Linked DNA regions of Mus musculus: region 2 is linked to region 1. Evidence: chromatin loops called from intact Hi-C (ENCODE). Cell type or tissue: left cerebral cortex. All regions are shown on one strand. Links, peaks and the distances in the headings refer to the core of each region. The heading gives the core; the rest is flanking DNA.

Region 1 (5,371 bases), core at 87-5,086:
CAGCGTGTCAAGGTCAAGCTAGACAAATAGATTTGTGGGACAGAATAGAAACACACACATGTGGACAACTGACTATTAAGACAGGATTCTGTGAGGAATAGTCTTAAATAAACGATGCCAGAGCCATTAGATCTCTATTGTCGATTCATCTATTTATCTGTCTACCTACTGCCAGCCATCTGTGTATCTATCATCTTCTGTATCTGTTAACTCATCTACCTAATATCTATGCACCCATTTGTCACCTATTACTTATATATTCATAATCACCTGTCATCAATTTAAGCCTAACATCATCTATTTATTATCTATATACTTATTTATATGTATATATATTCATGAGTGTGTTCATGTGGCTACACGTATGTGTTTGTGTGTGTCTGTGTGTGGGTGTGTGTGGGGGGTGTAGTTCAACACTGTATGTCTGCCCCAATTGTTCTTTACCTCATTTTTGAGATCAGGTCTCATTGAACTTAGTGCTTACTGATTTTGGCTAAGCTTGCTAGCCATTAAACCCCATGGGTGTGCACTTCTGCACCTGGCTTTTTGCATGGCTGCTGGGAATCTGAACTCAGGTCCTCATGTGTGTGTAGCAAACACTTTACCTACATCTGTTTCCTATCTTTGTTTCCATTTTCTGGCTCCACTAATCTGTCTTCCCTTTATCTACATCTTGACCCATCTGTTACACAACAGACCAAACATAATTCAACGTAGGTTATAGGCTTAAGTGAAAAATTTGTACCTTGGAAACTTTTAGAGAGGCTAGGGACACAGATCATCCAGTAAAGTGCCTGCGATGAGGATGTGAAGACCTGGGTTTGGATCCCTTGCACCCAGATAAAAGCCAGGCGCAGAGACAGACTGATGTCATTCCAGCTCTGGGGCAGAGACAGGGCAATCTCTAGAGCTCGCTGGTGAGCCAACCTAGACAAATCAGGGAACTCCAGCTCCATTTAGAGATGCTGTCTCAAAACACAAGATAGAAAGTGATTGAGGAATGTTGCTGTCTCTATCCATGTGTGTTCACATGGCTTGTGTTCTTATGCTAATTATGTTACTCAAATACCTGTTTGCACTGTCCGGCTAGTAGGACTAAGGGAAGCCTGTCCCCAGTTAGTTTTTGACTGGTCAACAAAATTACCAGCAGACAATGGCTGGACAGGGAGACAGAGGCAGGACTTTTAGGATTCCCAGGAAGGGACCAAGGAAGGAGGATGAGGGGAGTCCACCATGATGAGGGCGTAGGAGATGGACCACACTGGAAAGGTACAGGAGGGTGAGACAGCCAACATGTAGGTATAAGGGGAAAGTGGCCCCAGGAGGGCTGTCCAGCAGGGTCCAGGACAACAAAGGTCAAATATAGAATTAGTAATTATTAACTCAGGAATATTGAGGGGAGTGTCTGTTAGCCATGTGGAGTTACTCAGTGGCCCAGCCTTTGAGCTGCTTAAGATATTTAAAATATAGAGGTGTTTATGTACATCTTTCTTTTGGGGACCCAGAACATTGGGATAGTAGCGAGAAGCATGTGCGCACTTGACGGGAATTATAGAGCAGATTAATCAAATACTACAACAGCTACACAACACACACACACACACACACACACACACACACACTCACACACACACACACACACACACACACACACACACACACACACCACATTCTGGAAGATCACAAGAAGGAACATCTTTGTGATTTGGGGTTCCGTGAAGATTTTTTAGGTATGACACCACAGACAGAATCAATAGACATAAAAGTGAACACATCGATATCTTCAAAAGCAATGCTTTTATTTTTCTGATGACCTTGCTAAGAGAACAACAACAACAACAACAATAACAACAACAACAACAACAACAAGAGGTCTCTGAAAACTCACTGATTGAAAGCAGTAATAAAACAAAACAAAACAAAACAAACAAACAACAGTAAGAAAGAGAAGATGGAAACATATGTAGAGGTGACAAATCAGTTAGGGAAACAACTGGAGCTCAGTGAAGTCCCATCACATACTGGCCAGAGTGGCTAAAACTAGGACCTGCCCACCCCAAGTGTAGACAAGAATGGGTGATGTGAAGAAGCCAGCGTGCTCCTCCATTGCTGACAGGAATGTTAAAAAAAGGAAAAGAAATAATATTGACAGCAATAACAACAATAAAAAAAACAAGAGACACTTTGGGAAACAGTTGGCCAATTTCTCAGAGGATGAATATCCCTAACTACCAGAGCCAGCTGTTCCTCTCCCAGGCATTCACCCAAGAGAAATGAAAACATACATTCATAAGACTGTGCACAAATGTTCACAGTGAGTTTATCTGGATTAGTCTCAAACCGGAAGCAACCCAGAGCCCCACACTCCAGAAGACGTGAGTGGGAGAACACCGTTTGTGGTGTCGTGTGGTTGTCTGCAGAAAGGAGGTGTAGGCTCAGCTGCATGGCATGAAGAACCACTGTGCTGGGGGATTCCATTCGCCTGGGATTCTGGGTATGCAGAGCAGCACGGACTGTGTGAGCGTGGGCTGTTTGCTCTGTCGCCAGGACTGTTCGGGCATCGGTTATAAGCCATGCAGATCAATTCTGAACTTTACACGTGCAGCCCGTTGTATGACTCCACGCTGCCTGAGTCATTGGTGGGAAGGTGCTAGGATTTAAACTGATCCTTCCTTGCATCAATTCCAGCACAATCACACCCACTACTACAACGGCTGAGTCAACTCAGATACACAGAGAGGAGCTGCTACAGAGTGATTTCAAGGCCAGCCCGGGCCACAGAAGGAGTTCATCTCAAAGTAAAGAGCATAAAAACAGGCATGATGGCTCAGTAGATGAACCACTTGCTGTGTAAGTGTGAGGCCAGAGATTGGACCCCCAGTACCTATGTACATAAGAAGCCAGGAAGGCATGGCAGCTAACCTGTAACCCTAGTGCCTGGGAAGAAGAGACAAAGACTCCTTGGGGCAAGATGGCTAGCTAGACTGCCTGAATTGGTATGTCCCAGGTCCAGCAACAGGCCATGGTGGGGGGATAGTTCAGGAGGTAAAGAGCTTATTATGCAAAAATGAGGACCTGAGTTAGATCTCCCACGTAAGGGATAAACATGGTTGCCTGGGTAATTCTCGTGCCCAGGAGGAAGAGACAGGCAGATCCCTGGGGATCATCCAGACTAGACTAATTGTGTGTGCCAGGACAGTTAGAAAACTTGTCACAAAAACAACGCATATGGAACCTGCGGAATGACACCTAAGGTTGTTCTCTGGCCTCTACATGCACGCACAACTCAACACAAACGTATGCACACACATTAAAACAGAACAGACAAACAAGTAAACAAAAACAGGCTCATGAATGTAGCTCGATGGTAGAGCTAAGAATCTCTCGATGAGGGGCTGGGGGTGTGGCTCAGTGGTAGAGCTCCTGCCTAGAATCCCCCAGGGAGGAGCTGGGGTGTGGCTCAGTGGTAGAGCCCCTGCCTAGAATCTCCCAGTGAGGGGCTGGGGTGTGGCTCAGTGGTAGAGCCCCTGCCTAGAATCTCCCAGTGAGGGGCTGGGGTGTGGCTCAGTGGTAGAGCCCCTGCCTAGAACCCCCCAGGGAGGAGCTGGGGGTGTGGCTCAGTGGTAGAGCCCCTGCCTAGAATCCCCCAGTGAGAGGCTGGGGGTGTGGCTCAGTGGAAGAGCCCCTGCCTAGAATCCCCCCAGGGAGGGGCTGGGGGTGTGGCTCAGTGGTGGAGCCCCTGCCTAGAATCTCCCAGTGAGGAGCTGGGGTGTGGCTCAGTGGTGAAGTCCTTGCCTAGAATCCCCCAGGGAGGGGGTGGGGGTGTGGCTCAGTGGTAGAGCCCCTGCCTAGAATCCCCCAGGGAGGGGCTGGGGGCGTGGCTCAGTGGTGGAGTCCTTGCCTAGAATCCCCCAGTGAGGGGCTGGCAAGTGTGCCTTGGCAGTGGAGTTCCTGTGCAGCATGTGAGGTCCTCGGTTCTGTCCCCAGGAAGCACATACAGCTTGGACTATGTGCGATATCCTTCATCTCTTCCTAAGATTATTTATGTATGTCACATGAACAGGATGAAAATGCTGTCTGTTGGTGCTACTGTGTATCACTTCCTAACCCTGATGTAAGGACATCACCTGTGACTTCAGCTTAGGTATGTCAGGAGCATTTTCTTGACACCTCAGCAATTGGCTGACACCACACGCCCTGCCCGCCTTTCCCCAGGGCTGGCAGTGAAATATTCACCTTCTCTGAAGCCTGGTTATCTTGGAACAGGCTCTGCCATGGGTGGGGAGGGCGTGGTGACAGGCATGTGTGGCAGAGAAACTACCTGTCTAAGAGACACTGGAGGAGATGCCAGCCTGAGGCCTGGGGCTCTGTCTTCTGCTCAGTATCTTCCAGGCTCTGTCACTCATCTGTATGGCTCCTGCAGCTACTCCCTTCTCTTCCTCAGCTCCATTCTACTCAAAACATCTGCAGAGACCATGTGCCCTCCCTGGGTCTCCACAGGAGTAACTGCAAGCTCTTCAGGGTCCAAGCTTGAGTCTTGCCAACTCTGAGGCTTTGAATAGACACCTTGCTTTTTTTTTCCCCTTGTCGGTTGGGATAGTCTATGAGCTCGGACTCATGAAGGCATCCCTTGACAGATAAGTGCCCATGGGCAGTCACCCTGGAGGGCGATGGCTAGTACTCATGGCCCCAGAAACCCTGGCTCAATAGGAACCTTTACTTACAGACACTGGTAGACTGGACCCCTGAGCCTACCCATGGGGCTTATTCTACCTCAGCTAGAATGGCACTAGCAGACAGGGCTGCCGACCACCAAAGCAAGGGGTTCCTCAGGGTGAAGATATATACGGGAAGTGAATTCCAAGGTGCCTAAGTGACAGGTCAGAACCTCTCTATTGTCACCTCCAGTTTGTTCTGGGAGCTCAGGTGCCCCTTCGTGCACTGAGAAAGCCGCCATGCTCATTCGTTCAAAACCTGAGCGGGCTCCAGCTGCCAGCACAGAGTGAGAGGGCGATGCTCTTGTCAGGCGAAGGCTGAGGGGTCTCATCAACACTCTGGAGGGCACAGCCTGGCTTCAGAGCAGTGCTGCATGGCACCATCCCAGCTCTCCCGTCCTCACCCCGAGCTGTGCCCTGCAGACAAATACACATTCCTCAGCAATGAGATCAGCGGGCCCCCAGCAGGAGCTGCTGGGGAACTTGTCCCCACTTGTGATGACAGTAGGTCAGATCACCACAGCTGGAAACCAGGGGAGTTGTGTCCTGGGGCCAGCTGGCCTGCTGCAGTCTCACACTGTCTAAGACCTGGTATGCAGGAGGTGAGAGGAGCCCCAGGCTGGGCCGGTTCCTGCCCGCCCAGGGATGGCCACTCC
Region 2 (5,371 bases), core at 212-5,211, 79 kb before region 1:
ACCTCGCAGCATAGCTGAGCCCATGGAGTGTTTAGCTTGGACAGAGGTGAGCCTTCTGTCTACATTCCATGGGACTGCTAAGGGGTCAGGTCAGCTCTGAGCCATCATTTGACCTGACTGCTGACGACTCAGTCTCCAACATGCAGGACGTAGGGGCTCTGCTGGGTTAGGCTCCAGGCTTCTGAAGGTGCCCCCAACTTGAGTAGGGTCTGAAGCTATGTCCTAAGGAAAGTCCCAGCTGGGCTCCATCATTTGGCTTGTGCAAAGATTTCAGAGAAGGTGGCCAGGCAGGCTTTAGTCTTGAAGGAGCAAGTCTCTCGGTCCCTCCAATGAAAGGCTTGAGATCCAAGGAGGCTGGGGCAGCGTGACAGAAAACACCTGGGATGTGCTTGATGCTTATCAAGCTGTGAGCCCTCAGCCAGGTGGGACAGGGGTGCCCCAGCCTTTAAGTCCCAGCCCAGCTTCCCCCGTCACTGGATGTCCATGGGGCACTTTGGGAGCCATAACCTAATGTTCTCTTGGTCAAGTTAAAGGATTGTTGTGGGAAGGTCCCAGGTCTCTGTGCTGTGAGACCTTGGGGGCTCATTCCTTTTATGTCTAGCTGAGTAGGAAGCAGAGGAGTGAGGGGCCTGGGCAAGCTGTCCACTTGCCAGCCCCTGGTTCCTCATCTAGTAGAATAGGCTCCAGTTGGGTCCATGCAGCTGACCTGCAGGAGGGACTGTGCCCTGTGCTCAGCTCAATCAGCACTGGCTTTTATCATAGACATCACTGTCCTGAGGCTTGGAGTAGAAAGACAACCCCCCCACCCCTCCTACCCCTCCTCCGTGCAGAGGAGTGATTGGATAATGGCCTGGCCAGGTGATCCTCTGCGTTAAACTTGAGGGAGCTCTGGAATGCATGGGGCACAAGTGGGAAAATGTAATATTCATAACATGTTCTGTGTGTGTGTGTGTGTGTGTGTGTGTGTGTGTGTGTGTGCGCGTGCGTGCGGGGGGGGGGGGGGTGTAGGGGTGGTTGTAGCCATTTCCTGGCCAGACAGAGGTGGCAGAGCGGCTGGAATCCTTGCATTCCCAAGGCAGGTGCTACTATAAACCGCTGTTTGTTTCTGTCTGATAACCATGGGCCTGTCTGGAAGAATGGGCCTCCCCAGCTGGAGCGGCTCATGAGTTGCTCCTCATGCAGGGGACCCCTAGGCTCAGTGGAGAAGGTTGTACTTGCCCTGCAGGCAGGGTTTGGGTCAGGCTGCAGGGCTGTAGTTAAAACCAAGCCAAGTCCCCTTCTGACAGCCTGTGCTCAGGGCCGCGTGAGGCTACCTGGTTCCCACCACAGAGGCTGTGGTGGAAGAGGAGAGCACCCACCACTGGTGTCTGTGGCCGTGGTCTCTTTCAGGCTTCTTCTTCTTTTTTTTTTTTTTTTTAAATCTAGGCAGTCTAGGAGTTTGCTGGATCACCAAAGGCAATAGACATCTTTGGAGGTTGGGGACTGTGGCATCTCTGCCTACAGCTCCTCTTGGGACTGGCTGATGTTTTTCTTTTGGAAGAAGTTCTCCCTCCCTGACCTACCTCAGGGCTCTTGAAGGGGAGAGACAGGGGTTGCCCTTCTGTTCCCTGGGGTGGAGTGTGAGACCCTGAGCTTAGGGACCGGGGATTGCATTGCTTCTGGGGACATGGTGACTTCCTGAACAGTGTTTGGGGGCTAATTTTAGTAAGGAGCCTTGTGTGAATATTGATTTTGTTGAAGCTAGCTCCTCCTATAGGGTGGCTGTGTCCCATTTCTAGGTGATTTTTTACTGTTGTGTCTTTTGTTTGTTTTGGGGTACATGGTCTTATAGCTGGGGGCTGGCGTGGAACTCATATTGTAGACAAGGCTGGACTTGAGGCAAATCCTCCAGCCTCAGCCTACCCCACCATACCCACTTGACCTCTGGCTGCCGCTGCAGAGAAAACTTTATTCTTTCATGAGCTACCTGGGTGGGTGTGACCACTGTCCCTATTTCACAGGTCAGGTTGGAGGTATCTGGATAGCATAGCCCGACCCAAATGCCCAGGTTGGCCCAGCACTCCACCAAAACATTTTGAGCAAGACCCCTGGGCAGAAGCCTGCCACATGCCTACAGCTCTCAGGGGAAGACCCTCCTTGGCTTTCACGGCCCCAAGTTGCTGTCCCTCCCGCTTTCTGACGTAGTGAAACCTCCTGGGCTGGCCCTTGACCCCTGACCCCTGGCCCCACGCCCTCCATGCTGAGCTCATACTTGGCAGACTCTGTTCACACCTGGGGCACCCATTCTACTTCCCACGCCCGCCAGGCACCCGGCACCCTTTGCACCCATGTTAACCATTAATGTAGCCAAGTCGGTAGCCACAGCAGAGTCTGGCTGAGTCTGGTCCCCAGGACTCTGAAAGCTGCCTGGCCTGGTACTCTGGCGGATGGCTGACCATAGCTTCCAAGGGTCCTCTTGGTGCCTGAGCTTTAATACCCTTGGGAGAACACTGGGGAGTGTTCTCCTGCCCAAGCTCCCCCGGTCACTCTGGGTGGGCCACGCACTGTTTCCAGCATTGAACGTCACAAGGCTGCCACTGCTAGGTGCTCTAAGCCACCCGGAGTGGGTTCAGTACTGCTGTAGCCTCAGTTTCCCTAGTGTATGGCGGGATGTGAGGTAGAGACCCCTTAGGGCTGCTCTGGGAGTCGGACACAGATTTGGCACTGGTTGTATGCAGTTCTGCAGTGCTGGGAGGGTGGCTGTTCTCTGACACTTATTCCAGGTGGCATCGAGGTTGGAACAAGCCGCCAGCCACGCTCTCCGGGTCACCTCAGGAGAGGGCTGGTTGTGCCTGATTTTTCTTTTCTATCTGTGGAGGTGACAATCCTGCCTCCTCACTCACTGGCTGGCCAGGAGGGTTAAATGAGTCCTGGTGTCTGGATTCTGAGGGAGGTGACCTAGAGGGTTCCCTAATGCCACGTCATGCTGGAATGGAGCAGGGTGCATGGCCCCAAGCTGCCTCCTGGTGCAGCAGTTGGTGGGGGCTGGAGTGGGTTAAGGAACTACTGGATGAGGGGGGAGGGAGTGTGTGGAGTTGCATTCCTCTGTTGGGAGCTGTGTGCACGACTCACAGTCTGTGGGGGTGGAGTTGGCACACTCACGACCCGAGTGTTGCGAGGATGAGGCTGTAGTGCTCCGCATCTGGCCAGGACGATGGGAGCCTTTGCCTGGGGTTCTAGAATCCGGTAGAAACTTTCTGTACCACCTGGAGGTGTGTTGCTGGGTTGGCGTGTCTCTCAGAGACCACAAGTTGGGAGGGTTCCCTCCATCAGCAAGCTTTGTAGCCACACTGCTGTTCCTAGCCAAGACTCTGGGTTCTTACTAACAAAGGGAGTAGTAGTATGTTCCACCATCCTACGTCCAGCTCACCCTTTCTTGGCTGACGCCCTTCAGATCTTTTGGGCAATTAGGAGTCTTAAGTTCCTAGTTCTCTTGCCTCCACGTCCTGAGCCCTGGGATTACAGGCTTCTGCCGCCACATTCATTCAGTTTATATGATGCTGGGGATGGAACTCAGGGCTTTGTGACTGCTGAGGAAGTGCTCTGGTAGCTGAGCCACATCCCTTGCTGTGTAGTCCAGGCTGACCTCGAGCTTCTGGCTGCTGGGACAGAAGCTGCCGGGACGGCAGCTGTAGGCCTAGTATCGTTGGGGTTTATTTCGAATGAAAGCAGACCTGAGCTCAAGGGAAGATGCCTTGAAGAGAGTTAGGTATCTGAGTCCTGGTTTGGGGTGCCCCAAGCAGGTCTCCTTTGGGTACATGGTTTTGACACTGGCTTTTGTTTCCTCGGCAGGTGGCCAAAGTGGAGTATGTCAGGAAGAAGCCAAAATTGAAAGAGGTCCAGGTGAGGTTAGAGGAACACCTGGAGTGTGCATGTGCGACCTCCAACCTGAACCCAGACCATCGGGAGGAGGAGACAGGTGAGTGGCCAACACTGTCTGATTTGCTGTGTGTGGGTCCTGAGGGATATGGGATGAGTGATCTGTCACATCTGACCCAGCCAAGCCCATCACAGCGATGGGAAAAGTTGCTTGAGTAAACAAGTCAGCAGGCCTGGATTTGCCAGCTGTCCACACTAGCTTGCAGAGTGACAGTCAGGGAAACTGCCTGCAGGTGCCACCTCCAGGTGGAACAGTAGACACTGGATTCGGGCTGTACCCTGCTGCCCAGGGTCTTGCCCTTCAGTCCTGCCCAGCACACCTGTATATGCCAACATTCAGGCAGCCCAGGTGCAGAGATAGACCCGGAAGTGTCTATGCACCAGGGTGGATCAGGCTTTCTCTCTGAAAGATAAACACCTTCAGTATTTATTACTGTGGCTTCCCACCCCAGGCCCTCCGGAGGCCACTCACCTCCCCTGCCCTTTCCTTGACAGGAAGGCGTAGGGAATCAGGTAAAAAGCGGAAAAGGAAAAGGTTAAAACCCACCTAAGGCGGCCGACCAGGTAGGCCCTGCCCGCCGGGTGAGCTGGGGACTCCCTCGCACAGGGCTGGGACACAATCAAGACAGGCGAATCCCGCTTCCGTGGGCCCTGATTGGCTCAAGGTTCTGTGTGCTTCTGGGACTGCTCGGCCGGGTCTCCTTGCAGCTACAGCTTTGCCCTTCTCTTGGTCGTTGATCAGGCACCCGAGTGCCCCATGGCGGGAAGGGTGGGTGGGGGCTTCTGGTGGCTCTGGTGGAGTTATCTGGGGAGAGACTGCCCACTGCGCTGACTGGCGGAAGGACTGAGACGTTTACCGAGGAGGAGGAGGAGGCTGAGTGGATCTGAAGAGTTAAGTGGCCAGGGCAGTCAGTCAGTCATCTTTTGTAACCAGCAGTGACCTCAGGAAAGGAGGAAGAGGTTAATGATCCGTGTAAGACCAGATGGGGTGGTCTTTTGTACTGTGGGTTCTGTCCTTAAAATTACCGCCAGGACCCATGGAGGCTGCTCCAGGGGTGGAAGAGTCAGGCAGGTAAAGAAGGGCTGTAGAGCCTCTTAGGAATGCTTGTTGCAAACCCACCCTGTGATGGCTGCTTTTCCCCGGAAGTGTAGGGAATGTAGGTGGGGCATATCATTTCCCAGACCTGTCCTGAGTGTCAGCTTGTCTGGCTCAGAGGGCTGGAGCCTGTCTGGCTGAGCCCTTCCTCCTGGCACATGCGACTTAGGGGCATCCAAGACAAACAGTTATTCTGGGCAGGAGAGTCCTCAGAGATAGGGTGTCTGAGAACCCTGGCTCCCACACGAGGGTGCCTGGGGATGCCTGTCTTGGGCATTTGTCTCCTTGGGCAGGTCCTTGGGGTTGTTCCATGTGGCTCTGACAGGGACTGCTGCTGACAGGGACCCCTTCAAGGGA

Evidence for each region. Hi-C counts contacts between places; a loop is a spot of excess contacts. Peaks named below come from ENCODE experiments on the same cell type or tissue, not always from the same donor. Only the 100,000 strongest peaks of a DNase experiment are listed, where the experiment ranks them.
Region 2: a loop joins it to region 1, with 2.2 times the contacts of the local background. A loop is called at or near these places in 1 of 42 quality-filtered maps.

Annotation. Positions count from the first base shown.
Region 1 is chr5:138,898,464-138,903,834 of GRCm38, reverse strand. It overlaps the pseudogene Gm31891. Among named protein-coding and RNA genes, the nearest start is that of Gm38726, 33 kb to the left of the region's middle. In left cerebral cortex, for the core only: a CTCF peak has its summit at 2,472; DNase peaks (open chromatin) are centred at 2,413 and 2,592.
Region 2 is chr5:138,977,733-138,983,103 of GRCm38, reverse strand. Pdgfa (platelet derived growth factor, alpha) reads left to right here. Exons shown (of 6, transcript NM_008808.4): 5 at 3,832-3,958. Among named protein-coding and RNA genes, the nearest start is that of Pdgfa, 15 kb to the left of the region's middle. In left cerebral cortex, for the core only: no CTCF peak of the experiment used is centred there; a DNase peak (open chromatin) is centred at 3,121.